Linked DNA regions of Homo sapiens: region 2 is linked to region 1. Evidence: chromatin loops called from intact Hi-C (ENCODE). Cell type or tissue: IMR-90. All regions are shown on one strand. Each heading gives the region's core, and the rest is flanking DNA. Links, peaks and the distances in the headings are about the cores only.

The links. Hi-C counts contacts between places; a loop is a spot of excess contacts. Peaks named below come from ENCODE experiments on the same cell type or tissue, not always from the same donor. Only the 100,000 strongest peaks of a DNase experiment are listed, where the experiment ranks them.
Region 2: a loop joins it to region 1, with 2.8 times the contacts of the local background. A loop is called at or near these places in 4 of 110 quality-filtered maps.

The regions. Positions count from the first base shown.
Region 1 is chr14:96,117,199-96,125,532 of GRCh38, forward strand. No RefSeq gene overlaps it. Among named protein-coding and RNA genes, the nearest start is that of C14orf132, 82 kb to the left of the region's middle. In IMR-90, for the core only: CTCF peaks have their summits at 454 and 4,667; DNase peaks (open chromatin) are centred at 4,973 and 5,473; H3K27ac peaks cover 4,515 bases.
Region 2 is chr14:96,261,291-96,269,624 of GRCh38, forward strand. BDKRB1 (bradykinin receptor B1) reads left to right here. Exons shown (of 3, transcript NM_000710.4): 2 at 1,362-1,480; 3 at 2,383-3,473. The coding sequence starts at 2,393. The coding sequence ends at 3,454. BDKRB1-AS1 (BDKRB1 antisense RNA 1) reads right to left here and starts at 7,290. Exons shown (of 2, transcript XR_007064322.1): 1 at 7,079-7,290. RefSeq lists an enhancer at 7,365-8,334. In IMR-90, for the core only: CTCF peaks have their summits at 565 (motif pointing right) and 3,763 (motif pointing left); DNase peaks (open chromatin) are centred at 6,291, 6,791 and 7,901; H3K27ac peaks cover 6,963 bases.

The sequences.
Region 1 (8,334 bases), core at 173-8,172:
ACAGCAAGAGCCGCGGGTGCACAAATCACAGGGAGTGTGTGTTTTAAGGCAGAGAAGGAAGTCAGACAGCATGCAAGGTGAAACCAGAGAAGAGGCAGACCTGCCCCTGAGGCAGACAGTGCAGTGGGTGCACAAGGCTATTTCAAAACACACTTAGAGAAAACAGGAGAACAGGATGTGCAGGTTTTTTGAGAAAGAAAAGATTTTAGTTAAAATAGCAGAGGAAACCCCAGACATTCCATGGTCTCAGGCCTTAGCCCTACCACTCTCATGAGCCTCTTGTCCAGGAGAGCTATCAGTGCCTCAGGTCTGCTTGTTGCAGATGCCAAGGTCCTTCCTACTCCCATGAGCCACCTGTCAGGGTGAGCTGAGAGATCAGCCTGGGGTAACAGAGCCACTGTGACCGAGAGGGATTGTTCCAGGGGTTGGTTAGTAAGCAGGAGTGTGAAAGGGGAGACGAAAACCACACACGGGGGTTAAACAACCCCAGCCAAAGAAGGCAAGGCTTAGCAGTATCTTACCACTGGGGACGTATCTGAGTCACGACACCAAAGTATGTTAGCAGCAGCAAATCCATATGGGTCTGCAGCAACTTGATTCTTGCCTCTTCAGGAGAAAAAATTCATCTGAGGGACATAAGGCACAGTGAGAAACCAAGGCAAGTTTTAGAGCAGGAATGAAAGTTTATTAAAAAGTTTTAGAGCAGGAATGAAAGGAAGTAAAGTACACTTGAAAGAAGGCCAAGTAGGTGACTTGACAGATTCAAGTGCCATTTAGTCCTTGACCTGGGATTTTATACATTAGCATGATTCCAGCATCTGCATCTCTCCTCCTCTGATTCTTCCCTTGGGGTGAGCTGTCCTCATGCGCCAGCACTTGGGAGGGGCTGCATGCACAATGTATTTACTGAAGTTATGTGCATACTCATTTTAGGTGTTTTCCCCTTGCTACTCGAGTTTTCCTAGAGGAAGATCACATACCAGTTAAACTCTGCCGTTTTGCGTCTTAGTGCACACGCTTGAGCCCACTTGCCCAACTCCTGAGATCTTATCAGGAAGCTGCTGATCATCAGCTTCGGTTATTTTCTATCTGTTGGGAGACTGCCTTTCCCTGGCACCAGCTGCAACCAATTATTATTTTAGAGAGAAAGTTTAACAACTGCCTGACCATTACCTGATGGTCGCCTGACTTTCCTGGGTGTCAGTTGTGGTGGTGGGGGGTCCTCTCCTGCCCTGCTCATGTCTGCATAACTACCTACTCTAACAAGAAGAGAGCTCCAGAAGGCACAAGCCCAGAGGAATCCTGGTTCCTTGAGAACAAACAACAGCCAATTGAAGGGGCCATGAATGAAGTGGCCCATTCAGAGCAGTGGAAACTTTTGACTTGAAGAAAGAGAACCTAGTGTCCTCCTTCTTCCCTGTCTTCCCAGCTGTTGATTTGTAGTTTAAGTAAGATGCTGAGAATCAGGCTTTGGTGAGACCTATTGTTCCCGAATGCCACCCAGTGTTCTGTAATTAATTCTCTCTGTCCTGCTTTGACTACTGATGCCTGCAAGATGCCGAGGAACGTTCCAGAACATTCACCAGTAGAATAACAGATATTCACATAGTTTTGAGGCAAGTATTGAGACCTCCATGCGGGGCCAGGATTAGGTGAGGCGAGTTAGGTACTAACCTCCTCACGAAATTTAAAGGGTGCCAAAAAACAGCTGAGGTAATGAAGGTAAATACTATTCTAATGTAATGTTTTACAAATGCCAAATTAATGCAAAATAAACCATGCAAAACATCAAAATTTTAAATTCCATAATAAGTATGTAGCACCATGCCTGGCACACAGCAAGCTAGTAAATGGCAATGGTGTTTTGGAGCAACAGAGTTTACAGGAATAAGGCAAGCCTCCTGCCTTCCAGGGGCTCCCTCACTGGTTGGGAGGATCCAGCACATAGGCCTCCAGAACTCAGAGAAACAAGAGAAGTTTATATCAAGAAAATTAGGAAAAAGAACATTTCTTTGTTAAAATGATTTTTTTAACTCAGCCCTTTGCCCAGCCCTAACCACATAACAGGTGCTTTCAGTGTTTGCCAAAAGAAAGAATAAAAAGGTAGAACAAGGAGGTTCATGGGTGCGGTTCAAAGGATAGTGTCCAGGCACAGTTCTGAGAAGTGGCAGCCTGGAAAGGATGATGCCTGGGCCTTCTCCTACCTCTCTGCAAAGGTCACCTGCTCTACCGGAGCTTTGTGCTATTTTTTTCCTTTAATTTAGGAATCTAAAAATATATATAAAAGTAGAAAGAATAATACAATAACACCTTCCATGTATTAATCATATTTATAAATCATTATTGACATTTTGCTAATCTTATTTTATCCATTCTGCCTCTTCCCTGTTTAACTTTTCCTGAAGTATTTTAAAGCCAATCCCAGATGTCCTATCATTTCACCCAAAAATACTTCAGTTTGTATCTCTGACAGAGAGAGCTTTTGAAAATGCATAGCTGCAAAATAGTTATCACATATAATAAAATTACAAGTGATTTATTAATGTCTGCTAATGTCTGCCAGAGTCCACATTTCTCCAACCATCTCAAAGTGTGTTTTACAAATAACTGTTCAAATCATGATCCACATGTGACCTATGCTTTGCACCTGGCTGATGTGTGTCTTAAATCTTTTTAAAATCTATAATAGTCCCTCTCCCCTTTTTACCTCTGGAAGAAAACCTGGCCATTTGCCTTGTAGAATTCCCTACATAGTGGATGTGATTGAGCATATCCTTATAGTGTCCTTTACTGGGTTCGTCTAACCTTTTAATTTCCTATAAGCTGGAAATTAGGTCTACAGGCTTGATTAGATTTGGGTTGAGTGATCTGGGCAAAAAAAAAGCTCATAGCTGGTACTGGATACTTCCTATTGCATCAGACCGGGAGTACATAATGACTGTTGTCCCAGCTTGTGAGTTAAGGTCACTCCATATAAGGTCCCTCTTTAACTTTTCATCCTCCACTGGAACTTTCATCATCCAGCCATGTTTGTTAGCTCATTCATAAAAGATAGAAAAATTTCAGCTTTCATTTAAGACAGGATTCCTCTGAGCTCTGTCTAGTGCTCAGACCTCTAGTTACTCTTCTTTATGTCTCACTTTATGTCTACGGTTAGAAATGGATGGCTCACACTCCAAATACAGTCTGGTGATGTGTTTTGTTTCAACTTCACAGTATTTTTTTTAAACAGCTGAGACAATTTTCTAAAGGGGCCCATGATAATGTACATTTTTAAATATGCATTTTCAGCTTCCTTTGAAATACCGAAAATCCAGCAGCATTGACTCGTGGCTGACACCCTATAACAGTGTGCACTCTTGGTTGTCAGTCATCACTGCCATGCACTCCTGTAGCCCCCCAGGCTGAGGCTGAGCATCACTCATATCTCCCAGGGATCTGCAGTGTTGTTTTTCTTTGGATGGAGAACTAGTTCTAAGTGCCAAGGTTACCATCAAAAATCTGAAACCAAGGGATATCCTGGAAGGGAAGCTTGTTTTAAGAAAATCAGGAAGAACGTTTCTTTGTTTTGACATTTTTAAAAATGAGAATAATAGTAAAATAAAGTGTATCTGTGCCAAAAGAATATGACTCGAGATGCCATTATGTTACTACCAGCCCCCTTTGCTCATTAATCTCTATTACATAGAGTTTGCAACCCCTTTTTTATCGTTCTCGGTAAAATCATCCATTCCCATAACTTAGATACCTTCTTGGGTATAAACTGAATTGTGTTCCTCCCAAATTTATATTGAAACTCTAAGCCCCTAGTACCTCAAAATGTGTCTGTATTTAAAGATAGGACCTTTAAACAGATGATTAAGTTAAATGAAGGCTTTAATGGAGGCTCTAGTCTAACCCAATCTTTTTATCTTTAGAGACAAGATCTCGTTCTGTCCCCCAGACTAGAGTGCAGTGGAGAGATCATCGCTCACTTCAGCCTTATCATTTATGCCGGAGGTTGCAAATTTTTTGTGTGAAATATCAGACCTTGGTAATGACCTTGAGCAGTAGGATATAAATAACTCCCACAAGCTTAGCGTACTAGGCATAAGTGGATTAAACTCCTGGGCTCAAGTGATCCTCCTGCCTTGGACTCCCAAGTAACTAGGAGTAAAAGCATGGCAAATTTTGTTTTTATTTTTCTTTCTTGTAGAGAGGGTGTCTCTCTATGTTGCCCAGGCTTGACTGATGTCATTATAAGGAGAGATTAGGATACACAGAGACACTGGGACACATGTGCATAGAGGAACGACTATGTGAAAATGGCAAGAGGGTGGCCGTCTGTAAGCCAACGAGAGAGGCCTCAGAGGAAACCAACGCTGCTGACACCTTGATCACGGACTTCCAGTCTCCAGAAAGGCGAGCAAATAAATGCCTCTAAGCCACCTAGTCTGTGGTACTTTGTTATGGCAGCCCTAGAAAATTAATATACGTCTCTGTGCTGAAAATCCCAGATCCAAGTCCCCAGTCCACAGTGCTGTGCTAAACTCCAGACCTGAATGTCCCACAGCCTCCATTACAGCTGCAAGCAAAAATTTCACAGGGCTAAGCAGAGCTGCAAAGGCAGGAATTGACTATGGAGGGAGGATATAGGTGTGGCTAGATTAGAGAGTACAGTAGTGCCCCCTATCCAGGAGGGATATATTTCTAGGCCTCCCAGTGGATGCTTGAAACTGAGGCTGGTATGGAACCCTATGTATACAAGGTTTTTTTCCTACACATACATGCCTATGATAGATAATAATGTATATATTAGGCAACAACAATAACTAATAATAAAATAGAACACTTATAACAAAATGCCAGTACCACTGCTCTTGTACTTTGGGGCCATTATTCAGTAAAATAAGGTCGACTTGAAAACAAGCACTGCCTCACTGCAACAGTCAATCTGATAGCTGGAATGGCTGGTAAGTGACTAACTTAGCAGAGTATATAGTGTGGGTAGAGTATATAGTGTGGAAACTCTGGACAAGGGGGTGATTCACTTCCCGGGCAGTACAGAGTGGGATGGCAAAAGATTTCATTACACTACTCAGAAGGGTATGCAATTTAAAACTTAATTGTTTATTTCTGGAATTTTCCATTTAATATTTTTGGACCACTGTTGCCCCAGGTAACTAAAACCAGGGAAAGCAGAACCTCAGATACGGGGGGAACTCCGTAAAGGGAAAGAAGCCTGAACAGGTAGGTTGTGATGGGATTGTAAAGCACTAAGAGGCAGTAGGTTTTCTGAAGACCACCCAAGATTTCAGAGTTGCATTTTGGAAAGATTAATCACGGGACGGTTACCTTCCCTTATTAGGAACAATTAACATGCCTTAAGAATGTTTTGTTGTTGTATTTCAATCCTGAATCCCTCCAACCAAACATTGCAGACCGCAATAAACATTCGTTGAGTTCCAAGTCATTCCACATCAGAGCAAAAGGGCACTGCAAGGCTGAATTAGCATTGGCCGGGTTGTGCAAACTGCCTCAGGGGAGAAGGCCTGAGTTTTGACCTAGGTCAGGATGAGATGTAGCACATGATTCACAGAAGGGGCTGGGGAAAAAGCTGGAACAACAAGGGAAGATTCTCCCCCGGAGCCTTTGGAGACAGCATGCCCCTCCCAGCACTTTGATTTGGGGCTTCTGGCCTTCAGAAAACTGAGACAATAAGTTTCTGTTGTTTACAACCACCAACTTTGTAGCAATTTGTTGCGGGAAGCTAATTCAATAGAGAACCAAATTAGAACCACACATATATAAGTCCAATTGATTTTCAACAAAGATGCAGTGTAATTGAATGAGAAAATAATAATCTTTTCAAGCAACATCACTGGAACACCTAGATATCCAAATGAAACAAAACAAACCTCAGCCTCTACCCCCAGAGCATACACAACATTTATGTGAAATAAACCATAGGCCTAAAAGCTAAATCTATAAAACTTCCAGAAAATAACAGAAGAAAAAGTTTTTATGACCTTGTAGGCAAAGATTTAAGACACAAAAAGCACTGACCATAAAAGAAAAAAATGATGAATTAGAATTATAAAAATTCAAAATTTCTTCAAAAGACACCAGTAACAAAGTAAGAAAACAAGAAGATATATCTGACAGTTTGTGTCCAAAATATACCAAGAACCCTCAAAACGCAGTAATAAGAAGACCAACAACCCAATTTAAAAGGGGAATGGCAAAAGACTACCAAAGAGACTTCACCAAAGAAAATATACAAATGGCCAAAAAGTCCATGAAAAACTGTTCAGCATAATTAGTCATCAAGGAAATGCAAATTGAAACCACAATGAGATACCACTTCACACCTAGAAGAGTGGCTAAAATTAAAAAGTTAATACCGAGGGCTGGCAAGGCTATTACTATTCTTGGTGCAAAAATTACTTTTAATGGCAAAAACAAAATTAAGTTTGCACCAACCTAATAGAACACTCATGCCCTAATGGCAAGAGTGTAAAATGGTACAGACGTTTGGAAAACAATTTAGCAGTTCTTACAAAGTTAAATATATACTTACCATATAACCCAGCCTTTATACTTCTAAGTATTTAGTCCCCCACAAAATGAAAACATGCATACACACACACCAAAAAAAAAAATGCTCACACAAAAATGTTTCTACCAGCTTTATTCATAAAACCCCGAAACTGAAAACAACCCCAAGTCCATCAACAGGTGAATAGATAAACAAATTGTAGTATAGCCCTCCACTGGAAGACTCAGTAATAAAAAGGAATGAATTACTGATACACACAACATAGATCAATCTCAAAAACACATTACCCTGAGTGAAAGAAGCCAATCAGGAAAGGGTATGTGGCTGCATTCCTAAGAAGTTCTAAAACAGACTCAATCCATCTGTAGTGATGGAAATCAGATCAATGGTAGCCTGGGATTGTTGATGGGAGTGGAATTGACTGGGAAAGTGTGCAAGGGAAATGTTTGGGGTGCCAGAAATGCTTTTATCTTGATTGAGATGGTGGTTATATGGTAAATTCATTTATCTAAGCTCATCAGTCTGTACACTATAATTTATACACATGTAAATCATACCTCATAACGTTAATTAAAAAACACATTTCACCTCTGAGTTTTTTGTTTCTTTAAGGACTGTATTAGTCCATTCTCATACTGCTATGAAGAAATACCTGAGACTGGGTAATTCATAAAGGAAAAGAGGTTTTGTTTTATTCTGTTTTGTTTTGTTTTTGAGATGGAGTTTCAGGCTGTTATCCAGGCTGCAGTTCAGTGGTGCAATCTCGGCTTGCTGCAGCCTCCGCCTCCCAGGTTCAAGAGATTCTTGTGCCTCAGTCTCCTGAGTAGCTATTACAGGGGTGTGTCACCACGCCTGGCTAATTTTTTGTATTTTTAGTAGAGATGGGGTTTCACCGTGTTGGCCAGGCTGGTCTTGAACTCCTGACCTCAGGTGATCTGCCTGCCTTGGCCTCCCAAAGTGCTGGGATTACAGGCATGAGCCACCATACCTGGCCAAGAAAAAGATTTAATGGACTTACAGTTCCACATGGCTGGGGAGGCATCACAATCATGGCCGAAGGGGAAGGAGAAACAAAGGCACGTCTTACATGGTGGCAGACAAGAGAGCATGTGCAGAGAAACTGCCCTTTATAAAACCATCAGATGTCGTGAGACTTTCTCATTAACACAAGAACAGCATGGGAAAAACATGCCCCTGTGATTTAATTACTTTCCACCTGGTCCCTCCCACAACACATGGGGATTATGAGAGATACAATTCTAGATGAGATTTTTTAGGTGGGGATACAGCCAAACCATAGGAAGGACCAAAACTAAAAGGAAATTTTACATAATGAATGTCTCAGATGTCATTTATTATGAATGGAGGTAACAAGGAGTAGAAACAGTTTAAAAAGACAGATGAGGCTGGAATATGACTTTGAAGGATTTTGTCAGTCCTACTAAGATATTTGAACCTTATGGTAGAGGCAGTAGGATAACAGGCAAATTTTATGGGTTCCTTTTAAACATTCTATCTACGGTGTCATTATATCTTCATAGGGAAATGCATTTATTTTTCAATATACGCTATGGACACTGATGCTTACATCTTCCACACAGGAAGTATGCAATTTATGGATATGCAGCTGGGTTAGCAATCCATCCAAACAAGTTCTGTTCATCGGTATGTATGGATTCAGGTGTTTCATGTGTGATACCTAATTTTGTTTACACAACAGCACTGAAAGACAAGCACATTATATTAGCATTTCCTGCATAATAAGCTACTCCAAAACTAGTGACTTTAAATAAACA
Region 2 (8,334 bases), core at 1-8,000, 140 kb after region 1:
GGGATTTTTGCCTGCTGTATTCACTGCTTTGTCCTAAATACCTAGAACAGTGCCTGGCACATAGTACATTCTCAGTAAATACTTGTTCAGCAAATAAATAACTGGAGGAACCAGTGAATTATACCCCGGTGTGAATAACTCCATGTGAGTGACATGACAGAATGTCAGAGCTAGAAGGGCCTCTTGAGGACATCATGTCTTCCTTAGATGAGGAAAGTCAGGCTCAGAGACATGAACTGACTCTCCTGAGGTTACACAGCCAAATATGCTCTTCCAAGGTTAATTCTCTGCTACACAATAGCTTTTGTTGGTATCTGTGAGGCTTTGCGGGGTTGAAGGAATCTCAGGTGTCACCCATTAATAACAATCATGACAGTGACAACTAATGTTTGCCACGTGCTTACAATAAGTCAGGAACCCTGCCAAGCACCGGGCGTATATTAACCTATCCAAGCTGGGGAAGAATGTTTAGGCTCTGAAGATTGTCTGGAGCCGCATAAATCCCGCAGTGTAGGCAGCTGCTCATTCTGCAGATAGTATTCTGTGGATCCCTGAGTTGGCTGTGGCCGGTTTTGCCAGCAGGAGGCCACGAAGCCATGAGCACAGGATGGGATCTACCCCTTGTGGGATCGCAGAGGGCTGGGAGATGCAGTCCTCCCTATGGAAAGAGACAGAGCTTTCTATCCCTCTCCCGGTGAAACTCAGCATGGGAGCATGGGAGGCAGGTCAGCTGCGTGGCTATGAACATGAGCTATGGGGTGCATGCAGACCAAGGTTCATAGTGTACACTGTACCCACCAGCTGTAGCTCCTCCAGCAAGCGTGGGAGGCCAGTCAGCTGCATGGCTGTGAGCACGGCCTCTGGGGTCCATGCAGACCAAGGTTCCTGGCGTAGCACTGTAACCACCACCTAGGTCTTCTCCGACAAGCTGGTTAACTTCTCTGAGCCTGGCTTTGTCATTCATCGCGTGGGGACAGGTGCAGCAGAAGAGAGCAGACAGAAGCACAGGATCTCAATCAGGCTCTTGAATCAGACTGCCTGGGTTTGAATCCAGGCCCTACTGACCAGCTGTGTGACCTCAGACAGGCGACTCCGGGTCTCAGCACTCAATTTTCTAATTGGCCAACTGGAGATGACAATGGCCCCTACCTTGAATGGCTGCCAGGAAGATTAAATGAGAAAATACTTAAATGTGAAACACTTAGAATGGCGCCTGGAACACAGACCATTAATACCATCTAACAGATGTTAGTTGTTATCCTTATTTATTACTCATGCTTTCCTTTCTCTTTTTTCTTTTCTCTCTCTCTCTCTCCTTTTTTTTTTTTTTTTTTTTGTTGTTGTTGTTGTTGTTGAGACAGGGTCTCAGTCCGTCGGCCCAGACTGAAGTGCAGTGGCACAATCATAGCTCGCTGCAGCCTCGACCTTCCAGGCTTAAACGATTCTCCCACCTCAGCCTCTCGAGTTGCTGGGACCACAGGTATGCACCACCATGCCCAGCTAATTTTTGTATTTTTTGTAAAGACAGGATTTCACCATGTTGCCCAGGCTGGTCTTGAACTCCTGGGTTCATCTGATCCATCTGCCTTGGCCTCCCAAAGTACTGAGATTACAGGTGTGAACCACCACACCCGGCCAATACTCATGTTTTTCAAGCCTGTAAGAGGAACCTCCTAGCACTGTCCCCACCCCGGCCACCACACTGGTCCCAGCCCCAACAGGTCAGCTTCCTTTGCTGTTCCCGGGCTTCCCTCAGCTCTATCTCAAGCCATGACCTCTGCCTCCATGTCTGCAGCCCCATGAGGCTGGGGCTGCTCTGTCCTGCATATCTCCAGTGCCTGGCAAGGGGCTGGCAAGAGGTAGAGGCTCATTAAATGCCTGTTAAAACCCTAATAGTAATAATAATAATGGTACAGTTGTTACTAAGACTAATCACTACCTTCCAAAGTCTTTCCTCTATGCAAGGCACGGAGCTAAGCACCCTGTAGATCCTGACAACAGCCCTCCCGTGATCCCACAAGAGAGACACGATTCTCTCCAATGTTTAAAAAGGAAAGTAAAAGTCAATGGTTCTAAGTAGCTCACACTGAGTGATTGTACCGGGATTTGGACTCAGGCACCATCCCTTAAACCAGAGGTCAGCAAACTTTTCCCCCTCAGGAACAGATGGTAAATATCTTCAGCTTTGCAAGCCAGACAGTCTCTGTTACAAGCGCTCGACTCCCCCTTGTAGCATGAACACAGCTGTAGATAATACGTCCAGGAATGGGTGTGGCTCTGTGCCAATAAAACTTTATTGTCCAAAAACAGGTGACAGGTTGGTTTGGCTCATAGGCTGTAGTCTGCCACTTCCTGTTTTATTCTACCTTCTGTTCATTTCAGGTCACTGTGCATGGCATCATCCTGGCCCCCTCTAGAGCTCCAATCCTCCAACCAGAGCCAGCTCTTCCCTCAAAATGCTACGGCCTGTGACAATGCTCCAGAAGCCTGGGACCTGCTGCACAGAGTGCTGCCAACATTTATCATCTCCATCTGTTTCTTCGGCCTCCTAGGGAACCTTTTTGTCCTGTTGGTCTTCCTCCTGCCCCGGCGGCAACTGAACGTGGCAGAAATCTACCTGGCCAACCTGGCAGCCTCTGATCTGGTGTTTGTCTTGGGCTTGCCCTTCTGGGCAGAGAATATCTGGAACCAGTTTAACTGGCCTTTCGGAGCCCTCCTCTGCCGTGTCATCAACGGGGTCATCAAGGCCAATTTGTTCATCAGCATCTTCCTGGTGGTGGCCATCAGCCAGGACCGCTACCGCGTGCTGGTGCACCCTATGGCCAGCCGGAGGCAGCAGCGGCGGAGGCAGGCCCGGGTCACCTGCGTGCTCATCTGGGTTGTGGGGGGCCTCTTGAGCATCCCCACATTCCTGCTGCGATCCATCCAAGCCGTCCCAGATCTGAACATCACCGCCTGCATCCTGCTCCTCCCCCATGAGGCCTGGCACTTTGCAAGGATTGTGGAGTTAAATATTCTGGGTTTCCTCCTACCACTGGCTGCGATCGTCTTCTTCAACTACCACATCCTGGCCTCCCTGCGAACGCGGGAGGAGGTCAGCAGGACAAGGTGCGGGGGCCGCAAGGATAGCAAGACCACAGCGCTGATCCTCACGCTCGTGGTTGCCTTCCTGGTCTGCTGGGCCCCTTACCACTTCTTTGCCTTCCTGGAATTCTTATTCCAGGTGCAAGCAGTCCGAGGCTGCTTTTGGGAGGACTTCATTGACCTGGGCCTGCAATTGGCCAACTTCTTTGCCTTCACTAACAGCTCCCTGAATCCAGTAATTTATGTCTTTGTGGGCCGGCTCTTCAGGACCAAGGTCTGGGAACTTTATAAACAATGCACCCCTAAAAGTCTTGCTCCAATATCTTCATCCCATAGGAAAGAAATCTTCCAACTTTTCTGGCGGAATTAAAACAGCATTGAACCAAGAAGCTTGGCTTTCTTATCAATTCTTTGTGACATAATAAATGCTATTGTGATAGGCTAAATGATTACTCCCGTAGATTGGGGGGTACCTAATCCCTGGACTTGATGAATGTTACCAAATTAAGGGTCTTGAGATGGGGAGATGATCCTGAATTATCCAAGTGGGCCCTATATAATCACAAGGGTCCTTATAGGAGGGAGGCAGGAGGCTCAGAGTCAGGAGATGTGACTATGGAAGCAGAGGCCAGAGGAATTCAGGACGGCCACTACGAGCCAAGGATTGCAGGCACCCTCTAGAGGCTGTAAAGGGCAAGGAAATGGCTTCTCCCCTGGAGCCTCCAGAAGGAATGGGTCCTGCCAACTCCCTGTCTTCAGCCCAGGGAAACAGATTTAGGATTTCTGGCCTCCAGAACTGTTAGAGGATACATTTGTGTTTTGTTTTGCTTTGTTTGCTTTGCTTTGCTTTGCTTTTTTGAGATGGGGTCTCGCTCTGTCACCCAGGCTGGAGTGCACTGGCACAATCACGGCTCACTGCAGCCTCAACTTCCCAGACTCAAGGGATCCTCCCACCTCAGCCTCCTGTAGCTGAGACTACAGGTGTGCACCACCATGCCTGGCTAACTTTTCTATTTTTTGTAGAGATGGTGTCTTCCTGCATTGCCTAGGCTGGTCTCAAACTCAAGGGCTCAAGTGATCCTCCACTTTGGTCTCCCATAGTGCTAGGATTATAGGCGTGGCCACTGCGCCTGGCCCCATTTGTATTTTAAGCCACCGAGTTTCTGGTAATTTGTCATAGCAGCAGCAGGAAACAAATAACAAGTATCGGGTAATGGCCTCTCTTATTACACTTCCATTTGTCTATTCAAAGCTTTCTAGGCTAACTGCCAGGAATACAGGGATGGTATAGCTAGAAGTTCTATATTCAAGGAACTTACATACATCTAAATATTATAATATAAAAAATGAAATGAGAAATTGCATGAACACACCACGGATCCAGCATCTTGCGCCTTCAGCGAGAAAGGGGATGGGTTCCCTCTCAGGTTAGCAGAGAAGACGCTGTGAAGGGAGTCAGCCGTGAGCCTGGTTTCCACAAAGGGTGCAATCTGGATACGTGGAGACAGGGAGGAAGGGCTGGCAGAGGCGGGAAAGGGTGAGCTGCTCACAAAAGAATGCTTGTGCATGCTCTTATTGAACGTGTAATGCATTGGTGCGGGTCTTGCTATGAGAGACCCAACGGTGAGCCTAACGGTGTCTCTACCCTCCAGGGGCTCACAGCAACCAGGACAATAATTAAGGGATTGTCATAGAGCAGGATGCCCGCCACCATCAGGGTGAGGGGTGCCGTGAGAACCAGAGCAGGGCTCCAGTCTGGGTGGCTGGGAGGGATGGTTAGAGAGGGGTTCCTGGAGGAAGAGACACATAAACTGAATCCCAAAAAATGAGAAGCTGGCCAAGCAAAATGGGGGAAAGGAGTGTTCCAGACAGAAGGAACAAAGTAGGCCCAGAGGCAGGTGGGGTTACAGGTTAGGAGGGAGAGGTTGAAGGATGGCAGAGGAGGAGGCGGGTCATGGAGAGAATTGGGGCTGGAGGAGAATGGACAGGCTGGGTCCACCATGGTCAGCTGGCAAAGACAGTTCACCCAGGAAGGATGGTGGGCTCCAGGCAGCTTTGAGGGCCCCATTGAAGCTGGAAAGCGTGGCTGTGTTGTGTGAATTTACTCTGATAATGCTCGACAGACCCAGGAAAGGATTGCTCTGGAGTAGGGTTTAGCCAGATAGACGGCCATACGTCATGGGAGTTGGGGATCCTGGTCAGACTCGGGGGAATGATGGAGAGGGAAGAAACGAGCACAGGGAGAGAAGGAAGTGAAGTGAGATCAGTGTGTTAAAGGATGGATATAGTGAGAGAACCTGGGTGACAGCAAGAAACAGAAGAAGAGCCAGGCGTGATCTTCTGTACACTGTGAAGGGAATCAGCCGTGAGCCTGGTTTCCACAAAGGGTGCAATCTGTAATCCCAGCACTTTGGGAGGCTGAGACAGGTGGATGGCTTGAGCCCGGGAGTTTGAGACCAGCCTGGGCAACATAGCAAGACCCCGTCTCTACAAAAAATACAAAAATTATCCAGGCGTGGTAGTGCGCACCTGTAGTCCCAGCTACTTGGGAGGCTGAGGCAAGAGGATCATCTGAGCCCAGGAGGTCAGGGCTACAAGCAGTGAGCCAAGATTGTGCCACTGCATTCCAGCCTGGCTGACAGAGTGAGACCCTGTCTCATTAAAAGAGAGAGAGGAAGGCATAGCCACAGAGCAGGAATGTTTGAGTAGAACATTCCAGAGGCAGAGCCATCTCAGGAGATGACAAGGACCAAGTGTATCCCTGGCACCAGGTGGCTGAAGTAGAGGGAAGAAGAAGGAGGTTGGAGACAACATAGAGAATGGAGAGGTCAGGTGGTGGGTGGGCCCTACCTGGGCCCTCACAGGCAGGCGGGACATTGTCAGGCCCTGGGGAGGAGAGAGTCCGTGGGCCAGGAGGCCATTCCAAGGTCAGTTTCCATGGAGTGGGGGAGAGGGTGTAGTGACTGGACTCCAAGACACTTGGGGGAATGGGGAGAATGGCAGTCCCCACAGCTGCACGGGAAGGGCTGGTCCTCACAGAATAGCAGCAAAGACTCATTCATTCCAGGAATGGAAAGAATGCCATGTTCTTGGAGCCTGGAGACAGGGTTTGAGAGGCTGGCAGCGGCTGGGCCACCAGGACCTCATCAGTGATAACCCTGTGATCAGTGTTCCAGCCCCTGCAGGTTTCCTGGAGAGCAGAGTGTCGTCAGAAGGCCTGGAGCTGAGCCAACAGGCAAGATCCAGCCTGCACATGTGTTTAATTTGAACCACATGGTATTTTTTAAAACTCCAAGCCCCCAGGCTCTTGAGTTGGTTACCAGTACTGAAACTCCCCATTGGGAGCCAGCTTTCCAGTTTCTTTTGAAAGTTTGGAACATCCAGCAACACTGATTCAATTTCATTCATTCAGCAGATATTTATTAAGCATCTACTTTGTCAGACACTGTTTTGGGCACTGAAAATATGGCAGTGAACAAAAGAGAGGAACATCCCTGGGCCCTTGGAGTTGACCTTCCAGGGTCCCCCCGGGGCTCCAATTCTTTGGTGCTGTGTAGCAGAGGCCCCGTGAACAGGGCGCCCTCCCATCAGGTTCACACGCATGGAAGCTATGGGAGGTTAAGTTTGCAACCCCTCATCCAGACCATCCCTTCACATACAGTCTAGGAAACAGAGAGCAGTAAGACCTGCCCAAGCACACCCAGTGCGACTCAGCAGCCACACACAGGAGTAGGCTCAGTCATCTCATTTAATCGCCTGACTCCCTTGTGAGGTCTGTTTCAGGATGTCCACTTTCTAGGTGAGGAAGAGGAGGCTAAGGAAGGCAGTGCCTGCTCAGACTGCAGAGGCTGGATTCACCCAACTCATCTGACTCCAACACCAATGTGATTTCCAAGCCCCCAGGCAGGAATTCATTGGGCAAAGGCTCTGTGGCAAAGTGGCAAAAGTAGGCAGGAACAGGCAGGAATAGAGAGTGGGAAAGGGAAAATAATACCTGATTCCTCTTCTATTCCGAGTGAGCTGACCCACATATGCCCTCCTTTCTTCTTTTTCAGCCGGCCTTAAGCAGGTGGCTTATCAAAATCCTTTCGAGGTCTTGCAAAAACCAATCCCACACTCGAGAAGAACGTGCTGGCCGGTGAAATCGGACAACATTGCTCACGGGATGTAATTCAATGGTAGACTGCAGCCACAGCCTGAGAACTCAGACACCTGATTTATGAGACGCACATAAGTAACGTTTACCGAAGCCCAGCAAATGGCCCCACAGTGGGAGAGAAACTGGCAAACCCGTACAGTAGAATTCTGTTGCCCTTCTGTGGGGAAGGCCAGTTATTCATTTACAGAGGGAGAAATTTCTGCCTTGACTAAAAGGATCGATGCTGTGGGAAAAGGTAATATATCTGAGTTCCCATGGATCTGGTTGATAGGTTCACCTGGCGTGTTCCATATGGGGCCAGGCCCAGGCCACACCTGTGGTGCTAACACCTGGGGTGGAGGGAGGAATTAGCAAATAGTCTTCCAGCATCCCCAGCTCCAGCACCCATGTGGGCTTCCACTCTCTCCCTGAGAAGGGCCAAGTAGAAAGAGAGAACAAGGTTTCACTCCAATCCGTTCCCAGCTCTGGGTCTGTCCTGGGCTCCAGAACCGCGTGATCAGGGGCCATATGTGGCCTTCACTGCTCTCTGCAGTGGGAAGGTAAGAAAACTGCCCCCACCCTGCCCCATCATCACCCCAATCCATCATGGGGAGTGGGTGGCACTAAGGCCCTCCAAATCCCAGCCTCGGGGAAACTCCCTGATGTTGCAATGGCCACAGGCAGGCTCTTGCTCTCCGGAGATGAGTCACAAATTTGATGAGGAGCAGGTCGGAAGCAGCCCTGGAAAGTGTTCCTCCCCACCCCTGCTCCCACCACAGCTCCGAGGAGCCTGGGCATCCAACCAGGGCTGATCCAAGCCTTGGCTCCGGCTGAGCTCCGCTCTGGCCTCTGTGCACCTTCAGCTCCTTCCTGCCCTTCTCTTTCCCTGTGCCCAGCCCCTTTCTCCAGACCCCCTTGATTCCTTCTCAGCATCCTCTTGCCTCCCCGGACCACCCCCAGCTCAGGCCCCTGCCCAAGAAGGGCCTCACCGCGGGGCTGCAGAGTGCACAGTGCAGCCGGTCAGAGGTCCAGGTCTCTGAGTCACACATGCCACTGTTCCAGTCCTCACTCCACCACCGCATGGGCCTGGCCGACCACCGAAACTCGGCATC